Regions from separate parts of the Homo sapiens genome. Here region 2 is linked to region 1. Evidence: chromatin loops called from intact Hi-C (ENCODE). Cell type or tissue: HCT116. All regions are shown on one strand. Links, peaks and the distances in the headings refer to the core of each region. The heading gives the core; the rest is flanking DNA.

Region 1 (12,004 bases), core at 1,712-9,711:
CGAGGCAGGAGGATCACCTGAGTTCAGGAATTTGAGACCAGCCTGGCCAACATGGTGAAACCCCATTTCTACTCAAAATACAAAAGAATTAGCCAGGTGTGGTGGCGCCCGCCTGTAATACCAGCTGCTCAGGAGGCTAAAGCAGGCGAATTGCTCGAACCTGGGAGGCGGAGGTTGCAGTGAGCCAAGATAGCTCCACTACACTCCAGCCTGGGTGACAGAGTGAGATTCAGTCTCAAAAAAAAAAAAAAAAAAAAGCCTAATATCAAGAATCTATAAGGAACTTAAACAAATCAACAAGAAACAAACAACCCTATTAAAAAGTGGGCAAAGGACATGAACAGATATTTTTCAAAAGCAGACATATAAGTGGCCAAGAAATATGAAAAAAATAGAGACCATCACTAATCATGAGAGAGATACAAATAAAAGCCACAATGAGATACTACCTCACACAAGTTAGAATGGCTTATATTAAAAAGTAAAAAAAAATAATAATAATGATAACGGGTGTTAGCAATGTTGCAGAGAAAAGAGAACACTTATACACTGTTGGTGGGAATGTAAATTAGTTCAGCCCCTGTGGAAAATAGTTTGGAGATTTCTCAAGGAAATAAAAAGAGAATTACCATTTGACTCAGCAATCCCATTACTGGGTATATACCCAAAGATAATAAATTGTTCTACCAAAAAGACACATGTATTTGCATATTTATCACAGCACTATTCATAATAGCAAAGACATGGAATCAACCCAGGTGTCCATCAATGATGAAATGGATAAAGAAAATGTGGTACATATGACACCATGAAATACTATGCAGCCATAAAAAAGAACAAAGTCATGTACTTTGCAGCAGCATCGATGCAGCTGGAGGCAGTTATTCTGAGTAAATTGATGCAGAAACAGAAGACTAAATACTACATATTTTCACTTCTAAGTGGGAGCTAAACATTGGGTACACATGAACACAAAGGTAAAAACAATAGACACCAGGGATCCCAGAAGGGGGAAAGGAGAGAGGGAGAAAAGGCTTGAAAAACTATCTATCAGGTATCATGTTCATTGCTTGGGCAATGGGATCATTAGGAGCTCAAACCTCAGCATCATACAATATACCCATGTAACAAATCTGTACAAGTATTCCCTGAATCTAAAATAATAAAAAAAATTTAAATAAAATAATCTCCTAAAAATGTTATTGTGGTAGAAAATCTCCAAATATAGCTGCTGGCAATTCCCCCACTCTTGTATGTTGCCCCTCACATCAAGAAGCTGAGTCTACTTTTTCTCCCCTTGAGTCTTACAAATAAGATGTGCTGAAAATAATAATATTCTAGGACTTCTAAGACAAGTTCTTAAGAGTTCTGGCAACCTCCGCTTTTTTTTCCTTTGGATCCCTGCCACCATGCTATAAGGAAGTATAGGCTGGACTAATAAATGATTAGTGGCTACAAGGAGAGAAATGCTAGGGGTGGAAGAGCATCTCAGATGTCAGCCCCAGTCCAGATTCCAGATAAATGCAGGTTCAGTAGCTGACATCATGTCATGCAGAACAAGCCAGGTGAGCCATGCAAATTCTTGACTCACAGGATCATAAGAAATAACAAATCATGTGGTTTTAAACCATAAGATTGTGTTTCACAAAAATAGATAATTAAAGTTATAATAATTAACACAGCATGGTACTGACATAAAAGCAGACACAGATTAATGGAACTGAATAGAGAGCCTAGAAATAAATCCATGCATTTATGGTCAATTGATTTTTGACAAAGATGCCAAGAACACACAATGGGGAAAGAACAGTTTATTCAATAAACAGTCCGAGGAAAACTAGATATCCACATGCAGAAGAATGAAACTAGATCCTTATCTCACACCATATGCAAAAATCAGCTCAAAACAGATTAAGGATTTAAATGTAAGACCTGAAACTGTAAAGCTATTAGAAGTAAACATAGGGGAAAAGCTCCATGACCTTGGTCTAGACAGATTTTTTTTGGATATGATCCCTAACATGTAACATGTTTGCACAGATAACAAAAGCAAAAATAGACTGTTGGGGGTTGCATCAAACCAAAAAATCTTCTGTGCAGCAAAGGAAACAATCAACAGAGTGAAGAGAGAACTTACAGAATGGGAAAAAATATTTGTAAACGATAAATCCGTTAAGGGGTTAATATCCAAAATATATAAGGAACTCAAACAGATCAATAGCAAGAAAATGAAAAATCCAATTAAAAAATGGGCTAAGCACCTGAATAGAAATTTCTCAAAGAAAGACATATGAAAGACCAACAAGTATATGAAAAAAATGCTCAACATTACTAATCATCAGGGAAATGCAAATTAAAACAATGAGATATTACATCATACCTGTTAGAATGGTTATTATCAAAAAGACAAAAGAATTACCTAGGCATCGTGGCATGTGCCTGTAGTCCTAGCTACTTGGGAGGCTGAGGCAGGAGGATTGCTTGGGCCTAGGAGTTCAAGGCTGCAGTGAGCCATAATCATGCCACTGTACTCCAACCTGGGCCATGGAATGAGACCTTGTCTCTTGAAAACAAACAAACATAAAAGACAAAAGATAGAAAGTATTGGTAAGGATGTGGAGAAAAGGGAACACTTGCATACTGTTGGTGGGAATATAAAGTAGCACAGCCGTTACAGAAAATAGTATGAAGGTTCCTTTAAAAATTAAAAATAGAGCTACCATATTATCTAACAATCTCATTGCTGGGTATATGTTCAAAGAATATGAAATCAGTATATTGAAGTGATATCTGCACTCCCATGTTTATTGCAGGATTAGTCACAATAGGCAAAATATGGTATCAACCTAAGTGTTTATTAATAGGTGAATGGATAAGAAAATGTGGTATATATGCACAATGGAATACTATTCAGCCTTTAAAAAGAAGAAAATCCTGTCATTTGTGACAACATGGATGAATTAGGAGGATATTAGGTTGATTGAAATAAGCTGGATGCAGAAAGCTGAATACTTACTTACATGTAGAGTATTAAAAAGTCTAACTCATTGAAACAGAGAGTAAAATGGTGATTACCTAAAAATGTTATTGTGAACATTTTTACGCTGGAGGGGAGGGGTACTGGGGAGCTGTTTGTCAAAGGACACAAAATTTCAGTTAGGTAGGAGGAATAAGTTCAAGAGATCTATTGCCCATTGTGGTATTAACTACAGTTAATAGAAAACCCAGAAATAACACCACATGCTGCAACTATTTGATCTTCAACAAACCTGACAAAAACAAGCAACGGTGAAAGGATTCCCTGTTCAATAAATGGTGCTGGGATAACTGGCTAGCCATATGCAGAAGATTTAAACTTGACCCCTTCCTTATACCATGTACAAAAATTAACTCAAGATGGATTAAAGACTTAAATGTAAAACCCAAAACCATACAAACCCTGGAAGATAACTTAGGAAATACCATTCAGGACATAGGCATGGGCAAAGATCTCATGACGAAGATGCCAAAAGCAATTGCAACAAAACAAAAATTGACAAATGGGATCTAATTAAACTTAAGAACTTCTGCACAGCAAAAGAAGGTATCAACAGAGTAAACAGGCAACTTGCAGAATAGCAGACAATTTTTGCAAACTATATATCAGACAAGGGTCTAATATCCAGCATCTATAAGAAACTCAAACAAATTTACAAGAAAAAAATAAACAACTCCCTGAAAAAGTAGGCAAAGAACATGAACAGACACTTTTCAAAAGAAAACACACATGCAGCCAACAATCAATGAAAAAAAGCTCAACATCACTGATCATTAGAGAAATGCAAATCAAAACCACAATGAGATACTATCTAAGGGTCAGAGTGGCTATTATTAAAAAGTCAAAAAATAACTGGTGCTGGTGAGGTTGTGGAGAAAAAGGAACGCTTATACACTGTTAGTGGGAGTGTAAATTAGTTAAGCCAATGTGGAAGACAGTGTGGCAATGACCTCAAAGACCTAAAGACAGAAATACCATTTGACCCAGCAATCCCATTACTAGGTATATACCCAAAGGAATATAATTTGTTCTGTTGTAAAGACACATGAACACATATGCCCACTGCAGCACTATTCACAATAGCAAAGACATGGAATCAACTTAAATGTCCATCAATGATAGACTGGGTAAAGAAAATGTGGTACATATATACTATGGAATACTCTGCAGCCATAAAAAAGAAAGACCATGTCCTTTGCAGGGACATGGCTGAAGCTGGAGGCTATTATCCTTAACAAACTAATGTAGAAACAGGAAACCAAATTACCCATGTTCTTGCTTATAAGTGGGAGCTAAATGATGAGGGCACATAGACACAAAGGGGAACAACAGACACTGGGTTCTATCAGCGGGTGGAGGGTGGGAGGAGGGAGAGGATCAGGAAAAAAACTAAGGGTAGTAGGCTAAATACATGGGTGATGAAATAATCTGTACAACAAACCCCCAGGATACAAGTTTACCTATAAAACAAACCTGCACATGTACCCCTGAACTTAAAAGATAAAAAACAGTCTTCTTAATTAATTTATTTTAAAATATTATGGTAAAATATATAACATAAAATTTACCATTCTATTTTTAAATGTATAGTTCAAAGGCATTAAATACAATGACATTGTTGTACAGCCATCATCACCATCCCTCTCCAGAATTTTTCATCTTATACAATTGAAACTCTGTATCCATTATACAATAATTCTCCATTTTTCTCTGTGCCCAACCCTGGGCAACTAACATTCTACTTTCTGTATGAATTTGAGTACTCCAAGTACCCTTACTTGAAGAATCATACAGTATTTGTCTTTTTGTGACTGGCTTATTTCACTTAGCATAATGTCTTTAAGGGTTTATGCATGTTGTAGCATGTGTTAGAATTTCCTTAATTTGCAAGGCTTAATAATATTTCAGTGTGTGTATGTATGTGTGTATACATTTGTATACATAAACCACATTTTGTTTATCCATTCACCCATCAAAGGATATGGGTTGCTTTCACCTTTTGGCTATTGTGAATAATGTTGCTATGCATATGGGTATACATATATGTTTGTGTTCCTGTTTTCAATTCTTTTGGATATATATACCCAGAAGTGGAGTTGCTAGATCATATGGTATTTCTATTTTTTAATTTTTGAGGAACTGACAAATTGTTTTTCATAGCAGGTATGTCACTTTACATCCCACCTGCAGTGCATAAGGATTCCGATTTCTCCACATCCTCACCAACACTTGTTATTTTCTCTTTTTTTAATAGTAGCCATGCTGACGCATTTGAAGTGATGTCTCATTGTGGTTTTGATTTGCCTTTCTCTGGAATATCATTTTTATGACCTTGTCTGCAATATTTGTTATTATTTCTTCTAAAGGATTCAGACATAGAATGTTAATGAGCATAGAAATAAAGATAACTACTCTATATGAGAAAATAAAAATGAATTTAGTATCAGACGACAAAAGCTTGAGAAAATTTTTTGTTTTGTTTTGTTTTACTTAGTTTTTATGGGAAAAAATACACAGAACATGATATGCCAGAAATAAAAGAAACAAAAATTAGTACCTAATTTATTATATACATGGAATATGCTGAGAAATTTCAACACGTTTAACACTTTGGTAAAAAGCATAGGCCAATCCTTATATTTTTGTGACTTTCCAAGGTATTAGCACTTAGTCTTTAGATACAAACCAAAGTATCCAAAGACTACGTAAAAAGTATAAGGTTATAAAGTAATGGTTACTATGTCCATATTAAAGGTATAAAATAATGGCTAATATGTCTAGCTTTAGATCAGGCTATTTGGGTTTGAATTCTAGCTCTATTACTCATTTAACTGTGGGACACTGTGAACTTAGTAAACCTCTCTGGGTTTTGGCCTTCTTCATCTAGAAATGGGTATGATAATTTTAACAATCTTATAGACTGTAGTAAAAATTACAAATGTCAATATATTTCAAATGCTTAGTGTAGTGAAGTTTCCTATTTTTTTATATTTTTTTATTTTTTATTTTTTTTTACTTTAACATGTGTAGGAGTGAGACCGAATTTCCCTTTTTTGCCCTTAGAGACAAGTTCCTTGCATTATGAGGCACAGTGTTGGTAGCCTCCAGGGGGCACCAGAAAGCTGTGAGTTTGCTTGCGTCCTGGCCGGCAGATGTTGATAGCAGATTTAGGAATAGAAGTTTACCTGGGTCCCGTTTTCAGTCCCATTATTTCTCATTACTATATAGACTTCCTATGTGGGTAATTTGAGAAAGAAAACAGTTTCAGGAGTTCCTGTTAATTCCGTTGGAGATCTCAGGAGCAGATAGGAAAATTACCACTCTCCTATGTTCTTATAAACTCAGTTTAACCCTCAAGAGAATAACCTGAAAACCTGAGGGCTCTAGGATTGCACCAAGGTTATAGAATCTTTTATCTCAGGGCCCTAAGGAGAAGAAATATGTATTATGTGCTAGATATTGGGTTAGATGTTTTTCACACAGTAGCTTATAAATTATGTGTTATCTTGTTTAACTAAAAAAAATAATGTAAGTAATTTGTCAAAGTCACATAGCTAATGAGTGCCAGAGACAACTAAAATCCAGGTTCAATTCCAAACCATGCTACCCATGGAATTGTCTATCATTCATTGGGCATAATTATGGTTATTTTTATTATATTCCCCGTAATGACTGAAAGGGAGATAATCTTTGCAATTCACAAATTAGATGATGTTGGTGTCCTTGGAAGTATCAAGGAATTTTGAGATACTCTAAAAACAGCTCTATTGAGAAAGGATACTGATTCTGGCTTGATGTTTATTAAAAAATGAATAGCTGAATGTTCTATGATTTACTTACAAGTGCTTGAGCCTATCCAAGTCACAGAAGTAGACTTGGCATGGCCTTATTTATCAGAACTAGGTCCCAAAAATTGTAAACCTCAGAAAAATTAGGATTTTTGTTTTTCAAACTCTTTGTGCAGTCAGTTGACTACAGTAAGGCAGTGCAGGTCAGGAAGTAATTATACCACTGTTCATGAGCTTCTGTTCAAACACCACTTGTTTTCCTCATCTCACATGTTGACCCAGAAATGCGTTTAAAATATATTAAAAATATAAAACCTGACCTAAAGTAACAGTCGATTTCTTGTCATGTGATAATGATGCTCAGGGGCCCCTTTTATCTAAGGATTTCATAGTGCTTTATACACTCATTATCTCACAATCCATCTGTTCTACTTCATTTTATAGCAAAAAGATGGAGGCAACACAGAAATCACACAATATGTTGGTGTAGTGGCTTGAAAGGAAATTATTCAAATTCTGAACGCTTAGCCTATTCATCCTGATTTAATATGAACTTACTGGATATGGAGAGCAAGAAATATAATGGATGCTCTTATTGAGAGCTTATTAAGTCCTAGATTCTGTACTAGCTGTACTAAATACATACAAAGATCCTATTAGATCATTTAGACCTTTAAGACTTCAATGAGGTAGAAACTATTATTATCAGAGGGAAAAACTGAGGACCAGAGAGGTTATGTGCCCTCAACTGACAGTGAGGGATGAAACTTGGATTCAAACCAGGAAGGGCGCATGCTTCTTACTCATTATATGACATATTGTCTCTCAACATAGCAAAAGGTCTTGGATTTTTAAACATATTAAAGCTTAATGGTTACAGGGAAAGCAATTTTTTTTTGCTCTGATGTGTCTGAAGCACTGTATCAGTTATGAATTCTTGGATGTAAGCTATAGAAATTGATCCTGGCTAGCACAAAGGGAAATGGGAATTTATTGGTAGGAGAAGACAGAACTACTTACAGAATCTAAGAAAAGATGAGAGGCTGGGTCTTGGGAAGGACAGTTTCAGGGATCTAGAGACAACAACTAGTGGGAAATGCTTTCAGGACACCACTGCCCAATGAAGGATCCCTAATTCTCTCCATTTCTCAAGCTCCAGTTTAGCAGCATGAACTTGGATCACATACCCAATGTAGCCAGTGGTGGCCTAGGCATACCTACACTACACAGATGGGGAGATGGAAGTCTCAGGTGATGGCCAGGTGCTGATTACCAGCATTAGTAATTAGGGGAAATGACTGCTAGGCAGGACATGCACTAAACAAGATATTCTTGAGAAATAATGTGTGATGTGAAGCAGGTGCTCAAGAGGATCTGGAGCGAGATGAGGCAGGAAAGCCAGAGAAAATAAATCAAATGGTAAATAAGGGTGCAATATAAATTGCTAATTTTTGAAAGAGAGTGGAACTAAAATGTCTTCATAGCTTTTGCAGCCCTGAAACTGTAAAAAATAAATAAATAAAATCTCACACGACTTTATGACAATATCAGGGAGCAGTTTTCCTGATGATGAATACGCCCTCATCTGATCCTCCACTCAGAATGAGGAAGTTCCAGTTGCTATGTGTAATTCAGCATCTAGAGATCCTTGTCTTTATAATATCATGGGCTGTGTGAGATCTAGGGCTGGTCCCAGGACAAACTGACCACTGTTGGTTTTACTTATTTTCAGTGAATTATCGGGAATCTAACCCTGCATTCAGGGCCCATTTTTCCTCAGCTGCTTTTTCATCTTAGTTCTGCATTACTAAAGACCATCACTGTTGGCTGTTTCGATCATTTGAATCATGTACTGGTATCTTCTTCCATTTCACTTTCTTTCTGAAACTCAGCTGTTTTTGGTTTCTTGTTCTCTGTCGTAGGTTCTCTCTGTTTTTCAAGGCAACAGCTAATCTAGAAATCTAGAAATTTTAAACACAATTCCTAACCTCCAAGGGAAAAAAAGAAAGTTAAATTGTAAACTCCTCTAAATGTAGGTCTTCTATTTTAAGCCCCCAAAGAAGACCAAGCTGAGCACTTATTAATTGCTCAGCAAGTCAATAAGTATGTTTGTAATTTTGGCCACCTCTCAGCTTCTCTGTTTCCTCATCTGTAGATTGTGATAAGATTACCTGGTCCTTCAGGTGCATTGGAAGGTGCATATGAGAATAATCACATTAAAATGCCTTGAAAAGTAAATGTTGTGTGTACAGTGCTTGTACTTTCTAGAAGCAGTACCTTCCCTATTGCCCCAAAGCAGTAAGTTATACCTTAGTCACCAAAGCAGTCACAGTGTTTGTTTCAGACAAAATAGGAAGAGAAAGAAACACTGATGCCGATAGAAGGATGAGGTGGTTAGTGGGACCTATTTGAAATAGGCAGCTTCTTAGTGACCCTTAAATGTCACTTTATAGGTGCTTAGCCATCTTACCTTCATGGAAGAGTCGGTGGGTTCCATAAATAAGTTGAACTATTGGATGGATTCTATTTATGAGCAAAATAAACTACTTAAGACACTTGGAGACATATGACTGGTACAAGTGGGAGAAAAGAATAGTTTCAAATGACATCTCAATGAGTATCAGCTTTAAACAGTATCTCAGCACACAACTAAAGGATGCCCTTAAGTTGGCCATCACAAATTCAAATTTGTTGACCATATTAAATTATTTCACAAGAGATTAAATGGAGTAAAAAAGATGTATAAGAAAAAAGCAAAAGAGGTAAATCAAATGAAAAATTAAAAGAAAGCACCAACTCACATATTAAGTTTTTAAATAAATACAATTAACATTTATATTTATTGAGCAGTTGTGATATACCATGCATTGTTCTAAGCTCATTGTATGCGACAATTCATTTAATCCTCATATCAATCCTATGAGGAAGGAATTATTATTGTCACTTACAGATGAGGAAACCAAGGCACAGAGAGGTTAATACTTTGCTGTAGGCCACACAGTAGGTGGTGGAACCAGAAGTTCCAGACAGGCAGTCTGCCTCCAGAACCTATGTTCTCAACCACTAAATAAGCTACATTAAAGTAAAGAAAGTGCTCTGTGAGTATCAAAGATCCATACAAAATCAAGGTATTATGATCATGGTTATATCTACAGTACTATTTTTTTCTGAGACAAGGTCTTACTCTGTTGCTCAGGCTGGAGTGCAGTGATAGGATCATGACTCACAGCAACCTTGACCTCCCAGACTCAAGTGATCCTCCCACCCCAGCCTCCTGAGCAGCTGGGGCTATAGGTATGCTCAACTGGCTGATTTTAAAATTTTCTGTAGAGACAGAGTCTTCCTATGTTTCCCAGGCTGGTTTCAAAACTTCTAGGCTCAAGTGATCCTCCTACCTTGGCCTTCCAAAGTGCTGGGATTACAGGCATGAATAATATTTTTCAACAGAATGTACATTAGAGATAATCTAGCTGAAATCCTATTTTGCGTCTAAGGGAACAGGACGGGTTAACTGACTTGCTCAAGTTTACAGGTGACCTAAAGTAGAGTCTAAATTTGTTCTATTTTAGTCATTGAATATTAATTTGTTCTATTTAAGATATTGATAGCAGCACCCCTGCAACATCCCCCACCATTATATGGAAAGCATAGATTCTAATAATTTTGTTGTAATTCTGTTTTTTGCCAACACCTTTATAAGGTAGTTCAATACATTGAAAGAAACAAAATGCCAGTAGACTAGAAGAGGTAAATACATGAATATAGAAGCAAAAAGACAACAATCTCTCAAGTACTGAGCCTGCTTTTGGGTGCAGATATATTCCTAAGATTCAGCAAGTCAGTGCAGCTTCCTACCACTGGACCAGGGGGAACATCTGCATGTATTATCCAAGACTGCCTCCCACTCCCATCCCCTCCAACACACTTATCTACATGCCTAGCCCTTCAGTATTCTCACCTTGGAAACACAGCCACTTACTCCACCACCCTTCTCAGAGTTGTGTTCGGAGATGTCTGCCTCAAGGGATGCTTTCAGTGTTTAACCGTCATGACAATATGAAATAAATAAATGCTAAAAAAATAATTAGTTGTAATAAACTGAAGTTTTGAAAGAACTTTACTCCAGAAATGCCCCTGTATCTTAGACTAACATTGTCCAGTACCAAATCCCAAATAATGATGTAAAGGAGGTAATTATCAGGTATAATGTACAAATGAGATCACTGTACCATTATACTCACATTTGGTTGGCTTGGTGCAGGTGCCCTTGCCTGGGTGAGTCCCCAGCTCCCCAGGCTTTGGTGGGTTCTCCCAGAAGTGTTCCACATGTGTGGCACCTCCATGGCACGTGCACTGTCCCACCTCTCTGCTGGGCATAGATGTCCACTTCTGGTGGCTGTCCTACGAGTGCCTGAGGTGAAGTGGGGGAGACCAAATCTTTCTCCTTGGAATGAATCCAGACACAGGAGGCCAAAGCAGTGTCACTTGGTGGCCAGTGCTACTGAATTGAGAACAGTGGCCTCCTTTCTGTCCAGGACCAGACCTGCATCCAGGGAAGTGGGCTGGAGACAGGGTAGGGATGCTGAGCTATTTCCAGTTAATTCTTGAGAAGCAGAAACTCTAAGGAAAGTGTTTCCCTGAGTCCACAGAACCATCAGTGGTGATCCACAGATGGGTTTGCTGGAATCTGAGAATACATCTGGTGTGGTATAAGAAATTGAGTGTTGCAAATGCATAGGTAAATGTTTTCTGTGGTATTGGACAGGGTCCAATACCAATACTTTCAGCAGGTTCTCAAAGGGGTCTATGAGCCAAAAAGATTAAGGACTGTCTCCCCCTCCAAGGCTTTGCTATCAGGTTAAGCTTCTCAACCCATAGCTGCTTCCTCACTTGCCAGGGGTCCTTTGGGCCCTTCCTCTTTGGGACAGCTGACTGTGAGAGAAGGCCATTTGCTCTGCTCTGCAAAGAGATTCCTCCCTGCAAATTCTCCAAATATGCCTAAATATGCCTGAACCCAATAGAAAACTATGGCTCCAAAAGACATCCTTGCTACATGAGTTTAATTAAATTTAGAAAGGTAGGTTTGCACATCTTATTGCCAGCCCTCCTGCGTTTGTAGCAGAGGTTGTATTATCATTTTAAAACAGCCTTGGGGAAAAAATTCTTTTTCTTAGAGAGA
Region 2 (12,004 bases), core at 3,442-11,441, 520 kb after region 1:
GCTCCTTGCTACTTATGCAAATTTCTAGAGCTGGCTTGAATTTCTTCTCAAAAACTAAGTTTTTCTTTTCTACTGCATCGTCAGGCTACAAATTTTCTGAACTTTTATGCTCTGTTTCCCTTTTAAAATGGAATGCTTTAGCAGCACCCAAGTCACCTTTTGAATGCTTTGCTGCTTAGAAATTTCTTCCGCCAGATACCCTAAATCATCTCTCTGAAGTTCAAAGTTCCACAGATCTCTAGGGCAGGGGTAAAATGCCACCAGTCTCTTTGTTACAACATAACAAAAGTCAAGAGTCACCTTTGCTCCAGTACCTAACAAGTTCCTTATCTCCATCTGAGACTACCTCAGCCTGGACCTTATTGTCCATATCATTATCAGGCTTTTGGTCAAAGCCATTCAACAAGTCTCTAGGGAGTTTCAAATTTTCTTACATTTTCCTAACTTCTTCTGAGCCCTCCAAACTGTTCCAGCCTCTACGTGATACCCAGTTCCAAAGTCGCTTCCACATTTTCAGGTATCTTTTCAGCAATGCCCCACTCTACTGGTATCAATTTACTGTGTTAGTTTGTTTTCACGCTGCTGATAAAGACATACCCAAAATTGGGAATAAAAAGAGGTTTAATTGGATTTATAGTTCCACATGGTTGGGGAAGCCTCAGAATCATGGCAGGAGGTGAAAGACACTTCATACATGGTGGCAGCAAGAGAAAAATAAGGAAGAGGCAAAAGCAGAAACCCCTGATAAACCCATCAGATCTTGGTGAGACACATTCACTATCACGAGAATAGCAGGGGAAAGACTGGCCCCCATGATTCAATTACCTCCCCCTGGGTCCCTCGCATAACATGTGGCAATTTTGGGAGATACAATTCAATTCGAGATTTGGGTAGGGACACAGCCAAACCATAGCATTAACTTTGACAACTTCAAATTTATATGGGGTCATCTGTTCTCCCTTGAAGTTTAGAGAAATCTTATCTTAAATTGGAGTTATAAAAATGAATTCTGCCTCATAACATTCTTCTCCAGGTATCTCTGACTTACTCTTGTACTACAGCTTTTGAAACTCAAAAGCCAAGACTTGACATCTTTGTTCTCTGGTTCTATAGGGACATCTCCCAGTGAGCACAATGTGGCCCCCTGTCTAATAACTTAAAAGCAGAAAGGGAGTACTGGGTAATAGAAAATAATGGGGAGATGGAAGGAGAAAGAGAACCGTATCACTTAATATTTCAAAACATCCACCACATAAACTTGTTTTTACCCTTTTCAGATTAAAGTACTTGAGACCAACAGAAAAGCAAGATAGCAGCATTCCCTACACTACTCCTAGTTGTTTTTTAAAGGTGATACTATTGCGCCTCTATCAGTAGAGCATATACTTAGGTTGGGTTTTTTATTGTGTCCATATAGTATGTTAACCATTCACCAGAATCTCCTCCACCCTACACTTCTGATCAGTAATACACACCAGATGAACAGTAACCAAGAGATAGGGGCATCGCCTACAATGACACAGCCAACAGAGCTGATTGATTATACAGAGGATTCTCCTAAAAACCCAGATTATGAACCACAAGTCTCTTAGAGTTAAGAACATTATAAAAATTAATGTTCTTAATTGGTAGGACAGCAGTCCTGCTACACTGCAGAGATGCTCTTCTTCTTCTTCTTCTTCTTTCTTTTTTTTTTTTTTTTTTGGAGACAGAGTTTTGCTCTTGTTGCCCAGGCTGGCATGATCTCAGCTTACTGCACCTCCACGTCATGCGTTCACGAGATTCTCCTGTCTCAGCCTCCTGAGTAGCTGGGATTACAGGTGCCCACCATTACGCCTGGCTAATTTTTGGTATTTTTACTAGAGATGGGGTTTCACCATGTTGGCCAGGCTGGTCTCGAACTCCTGACCTCAGGTGATCTGCCTGCCTTGGCCTCCCAAAGTGGTGGGATTACAGACGTGAGCCACTGTGCCCAGCCTTGGCCTTCTTCTTTATGTTGCATTTTGGCATACAATAAAACCATAGGGTCAGTAGGGACCAAGAGCTCAAACAAACAGGAGATGCCTTACATGCTCAAATAAGAGAGAATTCTTTCTTTCAAAGGCTTATAGGAGATTCCACAACCCTCCATAGCCAATTTGTTCAACATTTCTCTGACAGAAAATGTATCCATTAAAAAGAAATCATGCAGCTGCTGAACAAGTTTTGACGGTTATTTTCTAAACCATGGTGATAGAAACAGTAATACCATGGCTTTCAGGGAAAACCTTAACATATCTGAAGGTCATTCCTGAAGCCTTCAAAGAGGCTAATATATAAAACAAAACAAAACTGACAATGACAAAAACAATGAAAGAGGCATTTTAAACATTTAACATTTGTGAAGCTAAATATTGAGGTTTTAGGTTGCAAAACTGACTACTTAGGAGAAAAGACCAGAAGAAGAAATCTCTCTCATGATTAAATAAATTTAAGTTTATAACATTATGCGGTGTTACACTAGTTGCTGTGCAAAAAGTTCAGGGATTATTTTTTGTATCAGACAGCTTTTGTTGTGTAGCAAACTATTAATAAATACTCTAAAACTAGTGGCTTAAAAGAGCAAACATTTATTAGTTCTTGAAGTTCTGAGAGTTGGCTGGGTGTCCTTCTGGTCAGTGCCAGACAGCTCAAGGCTCACTCACATTTCTGGCACTTGGCAGGCTGACTGGTCTGAAGTGGGTTTACTACTGTGTGTGGCAGTTGGCCCAATGTTGGTTAGAAAAATGGCCATGATCTCTCATCATCCAGCAAGCTAACTGGGGCTCATTCTCTTGGTGACGAAAGGATATCCAGCATCAGGAGAGGCCAATCCTCTATGCACAAGAACTATTCGAGCTTCTGCATGCATCATACTTGCTAATGTTCCATTGGTCAAATTAAGTCATATGCTGGATTTAAACCTCTCACAGAGGTGTGAAAAAATATTCCTGGGGTAAAAAAGTTGAAATTCTAATTATGGTTCAGATAAAAACTCAGATTTGGTATTGGGTATCTATTTTGGTACCAAGGGTGAAGTGAAGGAGTATATCTCTTGATGATAAGGAGTATATCTCTTGATGATAAGGAGTATATCTCTTGATGATAAGAGGAATTAGAGAAATTTGTGGCCATGTTATAATCTCCCACTTCATGCATCTTTGTCTACAGTTAAGATGAGGCAACAATTTCAGCTGTATTTGAGTTGAAAAGAAGGTCAAAAGCAAAGGTTATTCTAGGAGACTTTTAGATAGCTTCTTTTGCTATTTCTACTGAACAGAAGGTGTACAAATCCTAAGGATTCACAATTCAATGTAAAATGAATACACTTGTGTAACCAACACTTATGTCTGAGAAGAGAATATTACTGACACCCCAGTAGTTTTTTCCCAACATTTATCCCTTCTTCAACATTACCCCACTCTCCTTCTCAAAGGTAACCACTATTCTGACTCTATTAGTTTTGCCTGTTTTACAACTTCGTGTAGATGGGATCGTATAATGTGCATTCCTTTGTCTGACTTCTGTATTCAGCATATATGCTTGTTAGACACATTCATGTTATTGCATGTAGCTGTGGTTTTATCACTTTCATTACTGTATAGTATATTCCATTGCATGAATATAACACAAATTTGAATGTTTGGGTTATTTTCAATTTTGGCTGTTGTGCATTTCTTTTGTTGCACCTGTGTGCACATTTTTATTGAATAAATATCTAAGAGTAGAATTGCTGAATCAGGTCAAGCACAGTGGCTCACGCCTGTAATCCCAGCACTTTGGGAAGCTGAGGCGGGTGGATCATGAGGTCAGGAGTTTGAGACCAGCTGGGCCAACATGGTAAAACCCCGTATCTAAAAGAAATACAAAAATCAGCCAGGTGTGATGACAGATGCCTGTAATCTCAGCTACTCAGGAGGCTGAGGAAGGAGAAGTGCTTGAACCCAGGAGGTGGAGGTTGCAGTGAGCCGAGATGGTGCCTCAAAAAAAAAAAAAAAAAGAAAAAGAAAAAAAAGAATTACTGAATCATAGGAAACATTTATGTCCAAATTTAGCTGATACTATGCAACAGTTTTCTTCTTCTTCTTTTCTAAGAAATGTCAGGCTATAAACCATTCTTAGTGCTCACTGGTTTGTGAACACTGAGCATAGAAATAGCCACTTTTTCTTTGCTCCAATAGTACAGGCACAGCACAGCAACTGTGTCTATGGGGCTGGCAAGTCCAGGATAGCATCTGCAGGGCAGGGCAATGATTTTCTTTAACACACTTTCATGCATACATTTGATCTTCATTTTGGTGTCCTAGGTTTTAAGCTAATGCATTTTTGCCTTCTACTTTCTCCTGGTTTACCATAAAATGCTTACATTTGGACTTCAATTGGGTAAATAGTAGTTTGCCTTGCATTTAAAATTTCATAAAACCTCAAGAATCCAAAGTGTATCAAATCATCCTGCCTAGGATTCAAGGAAAATAACTGAACTGTTCCCCATTCATTCATCAAATGTTTATTGAACACCTACAAGCAATTTTTTTATTAAACCTGGGGATATAAAGAAATGTAAAATTCAACTTCCAATCTCCAAGAAGTATCTACAGTAGTTGATGACTCTTTCATCAGTAGCTGTCTGCCCCTTTCTCATGCCTTCCTGTCCTCCTGTCATTTCAACAATAGTTGCCTGCAGCATAAGTAAGCAATGCGTAGCAAGCTGGTAGCCATGAATGGGATTATTTGTGCTACTGTAGGCAGCATCTTTCATTTACCACAAACAATTTTCTCTTCTCTCCTTTGGATAACTATCCATGAGTTTAGTCTTTCCCTTTTCTGGACAAAAAATTATATTAAGGAGAAGAGTAAAATTGTTCTAGAAACTTGAGGAATGGTGATAATACTTATTTTTCACATTCTTTCCTGTATTTTAAGGGTCTGTATGTATTTGTTGTACTTGTGTATAATGGGATTTTCAGACTACATTTATATTGTGTAAGAAGATTGAAAATGTTCACAACGTTCCTGCTGTTCAGTATTTCATATTCTAAAATGATCTCCAGAATACATTGGTTGTTAAGGTAATGTGCTCAAGTATCTTTGTGGCTTAAAGGAGGTATTACAACTCCCAAAATAGCTATGCTTAGTCCTTCTCACTGGTAATATAAAACCAATTTTTGTTTGTGAATTGAATTGTTGCACCTGTGCAGTGCATTTCAAAGCCCAGGAAGGGTGCTGTTAAAGGAGAGATTCTCTGTAATTTATAAAAATGGAGCAGTGATTTCTAGTGAAACAATCAACCTCATCTAAAAATCTCTCATTTAGATGTTTCCATAAAATATTAAGAGACACCCAAAGGTCCTTTATTGTATTTTTTCCATAGGCATCTTTATTGAGTCTGTACTTATTTCCATCTACAGTTAAAGAGCTGCAAGCAGAAGTATGCAAGCAAAAGTATAGGATGGTGGGAATAGCTGATTGTACCAAATGATTCAAACTATCCATCAACAGGAAAATCCTTGAATTAATACAGATACTTTTAGTGCAAGTGGTACCAATCCAAACCAAAGTAGCTTAAGTAGAAAGAGGATTCATTGGCTCATATAACTGGGAGGCTAACTTCAGCCACAACTCAATTCAGGGACTCAAACAAAATTGTTCAGATTCTGCTCCTCTCTCTGGGCCCTGCTTCCTTTTGAGCTGCACTAATCCTCTCCTACTGCACCCTACCTTTTTCTATGGGTCAGTGACTGCTCCAGCTGCAATAAACACCCTTCCTGCTCTGCTATGCCTTTAGACATGGCCATGTGTTTCATGGCCAAATTGAAAAACTACGAGAGAAGAACTCCTTGTGGCCCAGCTTAGGTCATATGCTCCTTCCTGAACCAATTACAGTGCCCAGGGGAATGGGGTACTAGGAGTGGCCAGGCCAGAAAGTTATTTTGTTAGCTGGTTCACTAGAATCATTTCATCAGAGAGAGGAACAATCCTCAGACAAAAAAGCAGCAAATGTTCAGTACAGCTCTCACAGGGGCTTCACATATATTAGTCACAAAAATAGTTTTAGGGCAGGGAAGATCTATGGTTAAACAAAATAGGGTGCTATATAAAGAATGGAACTCACAATGACTCCTAACTCATACCAAAGATACTCATTCCAGGATTTCCTGTTACCAGGAGAGAAGCTGACTTGCAGTTGATTCAATCTCATTTGCTCAATCTTTTAGGTATCGTAATCCATGAAATTACTGATAAAACAACTAGGTAATTCACTTTAACAACCACTTGACTGTCACTGAAGTGTCTGATCAAAAATTAAGGTGTTAGCTGTGTGAGGTGGTATGTGCCTGCAGTTCTAGCTACTTGGGAGGCTGAGGCGGGGGGAACACTTGAGCCCAGGAGTTTGAGACCAGCCTGGGCAACATAGCAAAACCCTGTCTTTACAAATAAAAAGATGGTTAAAAAAAAAATTAAGGTTCTTGCAAGAGTGAACCTTCCAAGGTAACCTATGGACTTTGGGTGATGATGTGTCAATGTAGGTTTGCCAATTGTAGCAAATGCACCCCCTGGTGGGGGTTGTTGATAATGGGGAGGCTATGCACACGTAAGGAGCAAAGCGTACCTGGGAAATCTCTGTACCTTTTGCTCAATATTGCTGTGAACCTAAAATTGCTTTAAAAAATTAAGTCTATTAAAACATTAAAAAATACAGACATAACAAAATGAAGGTATTCAGGTATTAGATAACCTAATTATCTAATTCTCTAACATAGCATTAAAATAATTCAATAGTCACAGCTAGTTGTCCCTCAGATAAAAGTTGGTTACAGCTACAGTAAGAAACCAGAACCTGTATGGGACAATCATATTAACAGGCAAATAATAATGCTTATATTTGCAGAAAACCTACTTATTTCCCTAGAATATCAAAGTATCTTGACAAATAAAAACAGTTGGAACATTGCTGTACACCACTCTATTAAATGAGTTCCTCATTTAAAACAAATTTTGTCCTCACAAAAACAAGAGGGCAATATAAGTCTACAGAGCTTTATTTGAGTATACAAAAGTGATGCTGTGTAGGACAAGCACCATCATTGCCATCCACTGGAGTAATTCCTAAATGTTAGGTCTATGACAATGGTAATGAACTGGGACAATCTTTCCTCCCAGGGCATAATTGGCAGTATCTGGAGATGTACTACAGGACTGGGAGATTTGTACTCTTGGCATCTAGCAGGTAATGCCAGGATCACTGCTGAATATCCCATGTTGCATAGGATAGCCCCATACAACAAATAATCAACTGGTGCAAAATGTCAACAGTGCTGAGGTTAAGAAACTCTGGCCTATGGCAAGATGCAGAGGGAAAGGCAATGTTTAAGACAAAACCCCTGCCCCCAATGATTGTATAATCTGCTTGAGGGGGTAAGATAAATGATAAGGGTGTTTCCTAGCTTTTCTTCTAGGACGTTTATAAATTGAGGTCTTACACTTAAATCTTTAATCCATCTTTAGGTAATTTTTGCAAAATTTTTGTAAAAAAGTTTGTAAAAAGTAAGAGTCTAGTTTCATTCCTCTGAATATGGCTAGCCAGTTATCCCAGCACCATTTATTGAACAAAATAAATCATCAACAGAGTAAACAGATAACCTATAGAATGGGAGAAAATATTCACAAATTATGCATCTGACAGAGGTCTAATATCCAGAATCTATAAGGAATTTAAACAAATCAACAAGCAAAATATAAATAACCCCATTAAAAAATGGGCAAAAGACATGGACAGGTACTTCTCAAAAGGAGACATTCAAGTGACCAACAAACATGAAAAAAATGCTCCATATCACAATCATCAGAGAAATGCAAATCAAAACCACAATGAGATACCATGTCATACCAGTTAGAATGGCTATTATTAAAAGTAAAAAAAAAACAACAGGTGCTGACGAGGCTGAGAAAACAGAACACTTACACACTGTTGGTGGGAACGTAAATTACTTCAGCCACTGTGGAAAGCAGTTTGGAGATTTCTCAGAGAACATAAAACAGAGCTATCATTTGGCCCAGCAATCCCATGACTGGGTATATATGCCCAAAATAATGTAGATTATTATACCAAAAAGACACACACACTCATATCATCATCACCATGCTATTCACAACAGCAAAGATGTGGAATCAACCTAGGTGTCCATCAATGGTGGATTGGATAAAACAAACATGATACACACACACCATGGAATATTACACAGCCATAAAAAATGAAATTATGTCCTTTGTCGCAACATGGATGCAGCCAGTGGCCATTATCCTAAGCAGATAACAGGAACAGAAACCAAATACCACATTTCTCGGTCGTAAGTGGGAGCTAATATGGACATAAACATTGGAACAATAGACACCACAGACTACTAGAGAGGGGAGGGAGGGGATGGGGATGGCAGCATAAGTCGAAAAACTACCTATTGGGTACTAGCTCATTACCTGGGTCTCACATACCCATGTAACAGTCCTACACGTGTATCCCCATATCTAAAATAAAAGCTGAGGCCAGTCAGGGTGGCTCACGCCTGTAATCCCAGCAGTTTGGGAGGCCGAGGCAGGCAGATCATGAGGTCGGGAGTTTGAGACCAGCCTCGCCAACGTGGTGAAACCCCATCTCTACTAAAAATACAAAAATTAGCCAGACATGGTGGCAGATGCCTGTAATCTCAGCTGCTTGGGAGGCTGAGGCAGGAGAACCACCTGAACCTGGGAGGCGGAGGTTGCAGTGAGCCAAGATCACACCGCTGCACTCCAGCTTGGGCGACAGAGTGAGACTCTGTCTCGAAAAAAATAAAATAAAATAAAATAAAAGCTGAAATTTTAAAAAAAGGATAAATGATAAAAATGATCTCAATACACAATGCATTAAGTACTGATTACAGGGTCTTTTAACACATGGGGCTTGAATTGCTTACTTTTATGAGAGTAGCAAGGAAGATGTGCTGAATTTTGAAAGATTTGGATAGGCAAACAGAAAAGGATATTTCAAGTGGAGGGTACACTGGAGGCAGACATCCAGAGATGAGAAAGAACAATGTCTTTTCAGGACAGTAAATAACCAGCCCTGTCCAGCAGTGTTTGTGCAGCAAGGCAATCAGCAAAAAACGTTTTCATTTGTCAAGCGGGATCACGTGGCTGATGCAGTCCTGGCTCTGCCATGTCTTAGCTGGGTAAACACCAGCGTGCAAGCTGTAAAATTGGGATATCTCTTACCTTACAGTTGTTCCTGTAAAAATCAGACACTGACAAGCCTGTCACATCGTCTTGCTTAAAGGATGGCAGCTCCTAGAGCAAACATTAAGAAAACACAGGTTGAACTTGGACTTTAAAGAAACTAAAGTAACAGGGTGGAAATTTACATTTATCCTATGGGCTGGAAGAGTCATTGCTTCAATGTATAAGGCAGTGACAAGATGAAAATAATGCTTTCGATTAATCTGAATCTAGGTAGATGATACCTAAGTGGTCTCTCAGCTTTTCTGAATGGCTAACATTTTTCAAAGTATAAGTTTTTATTTTTTAAAAAACTTGACTATTTTCTGCTTCCTCCTGTAATAATTTAGGCTCAACTGAGAAGAGGTCCCCGTTGCTCATGGCTATATCCTCAGCAACTAGCATAGTATATGACACACAGCAGAGATAAACAATAAACTATTGTCTAACAGTTGAAACAGAAAAGAAAAAGTAAAAAGGGCCAGAACTATGGTGACAGCAGTTTGTGTGGGAAGATAGGGGTGCATGCCAAAGTTTTCCAAAGCAATTTGGTGATTTGGATATAGACTAGCAATGAAAACTCAGGTGATGGGAGATTGGTGGAACCAATTGCAGGAGATTAGAAAATATGCAGATTTTAGGAAAAACGAATTGTATTTTACATCCCTGGATTACAAGGAGGGAGTAGGCCAATGAAATGCAGAACTAAAACTTGACAAAAGTTTTAGAGCAATTTAGCTAGCGGGGATTACTGAGGTTAGCAAAGTAAAAGGTGTTTCAAGAAAGATGAAGGACCTTATCTTCCCACTCTATGAGGAGCAGAAACCAAAAAATGACCTTCTATGTCTAACAGTGCCATTCCAAAATTAAGTAATAGTTTTTGAGGGTCTAGAGTGGAGTCACAAATTAGCTACTGTAAAGTTAGTTTGCCTGTAGATCATTTTGTTTGGACAGCTTAATTCTGGCCTATTTAATAGTCAACATTTAAAAATCAGAAGCTCCATAAAAATTCGGATTATTTAATTCTTTCAAATACCAGGGAGATGGTCAACCTTGTCTTCATTTTAACAGGCAGAATTGGATGAAGCTGAGTAAATGGTGCTGCCTTTAAATGACTCCAGTTCACTACCCAATTTGTCTCATTTGTGATTTTCACCTGGCCCCTGTAGGTATTAGAGTTTGCAATTCCTGGTCTAATGGTATTATGTCAGCTTTAATGAAAATGGTTAAGAATAAAACCAGTAACAGCAATAATAGCACACTGAGCACTTAGTTGCAGGCACTAAGTATGCCACAGAGATCACCCACCATTTGAGGGAGGTGCTATAATTGTACCATTGTACAGGTAAAAAACTAAGAGGTTCAAAGACCTGCCTAAATGTCAACAGCCAGAAAGGGGTAATGGTAAGATTAAAAATCCAGTCAGACTTAATTTGCAGTTGCCAAATAGTATTCAAATTAAATGGTACTAAGTTACCCTATATGAAATCTGAGTCTTTTCCTAAAAGCAGATACCTCCATTTCAGCCACAGGAACTTGTGCTCTTTTCCGCAGTAAATACACGGACATGCACACCTCTGTGTGACTTTGGGTTGTTATCTCATTGCCTCTTACCTGTGCCTAAGATGATCTGAGATGAACTCAATAGCTTAGTTTCTTGCCATAAATCATGAACTTTGGGTGGCGGGAGGGGAAGGTGGGAGTGGTAGAGACTTGTCTTCATTTTTATGTCTAGTAAACATAAAATGCATAGATGCAATTAACCAACTTCAAGAAACTGAAGTTCTAATTGGAGATATGCAACAGACTCAGAGGTTTTTAATGAGGTTTAGTAATATGTGGGTGAGTATAAATGGAAGTTGTAGAGCATATTCAAGGTTGAGGGGACACAAGACATCACAATGAGAGCCAGGAACACCATTTGGAGATGTTTCAATGAGTGTTTCAAAGTGTGTAATGTGAAAATGTCCATGTTAAGGGAACAGGTTTCCAAGATGTCACATTGGGCACTCTGAGCTCTCTCCTAAAGTATCAGTGGGTGTTAAAGTTTGCTTGGCTGAATAAATATTCCGTGGAATATACACAGAACAGAATGAAAGAACTTGAAAGATCAGACAGAAAAGACATTTGACTATATTGGAAGAAGTGAGAATTGGATTGGAAAACAAAGGCATCAGGATTCTAAAAAAATCTATGGGGAAGACTTTAATCTGCTAATCTATGAATTTTTTGGGGGGGGGGATTACACGTCAGTTAAGTCAAAATCAAAATGGTGTAAACAAAGCAAGTCAAGAATAAAAACCTCACTCATAACTATCTGGGATAGCCAAAACCTTTGTTTCTGATAATACATTTGAGAAATGTGAAGTAGTGGTATAAGACACAGGAAGTAGGTTGCTTGAGCTAACAGGATACGTACATCTGGGAAACAGGTACTATGATAGAAGTGATGGATAATTACTCTGTCACACCTTAACTCCAAAACAATCAATTCATTTTGCTGTGCTACTTTAACACGATTCTGGTTTTTTTCAACTATAAATGGCATTACAGATGGAATGAAGCAATCAATGAACCAGTTGATGAGCCTGAATTTTCTTCCACATCTTTGCTGTATGCTATGAAAAAGAACTCTGCTAAATGCCCACTGTGTTACATGGTATTCTAGGGCCTTTGACTTCATTATTTCATATAATAATCACTACAACTGTGTAAGGTAGACAAAAGTATTTTAAAG

The links. A loop is a pair of places that touch in the nucleus more often than their neighbours do. Peaks named below come from ENCODE experiments on the same cell type or tissue, not always from the same donor. Only the 100,000 strongest peaks of a DNase experiment are listed, where the experiment ranks them.
Region 2: a loop joins it to region 1, with 2.5 times the contacts of the local background. A loop is called at or near these places in 7 of 110 quality-filtered maps.

Annotation. Positions count from the first base shown.
Region 1 is chr2:179,416,088-179,428,091 of GRCh38, forward strand. No RefSeq gene overlaps it. Among named protein-coding and RNA genes, the nearest start is that of SESTD1, 160 kb to the left of the region's middle. In HCT116, for the core only: CTCF peaks have their summits at 6,159 (motif pointing right) and 6,363; a DNase peak (open chromatin) is centred at 6,154.
Region 2 is chr2:179,930,288-179,942,291 of GRCh38, forward strand. It overlaps LOC124900526 (small nucleolar RNA SNORA43), which reads right to left and starts at 4,251; the gene lies at 4,114-4,251. In HCT116, for the core only: a CTCF peak has its summit at 6,572 (motif pointing left); a DNase peak (open chromatin) is centred at 6,554.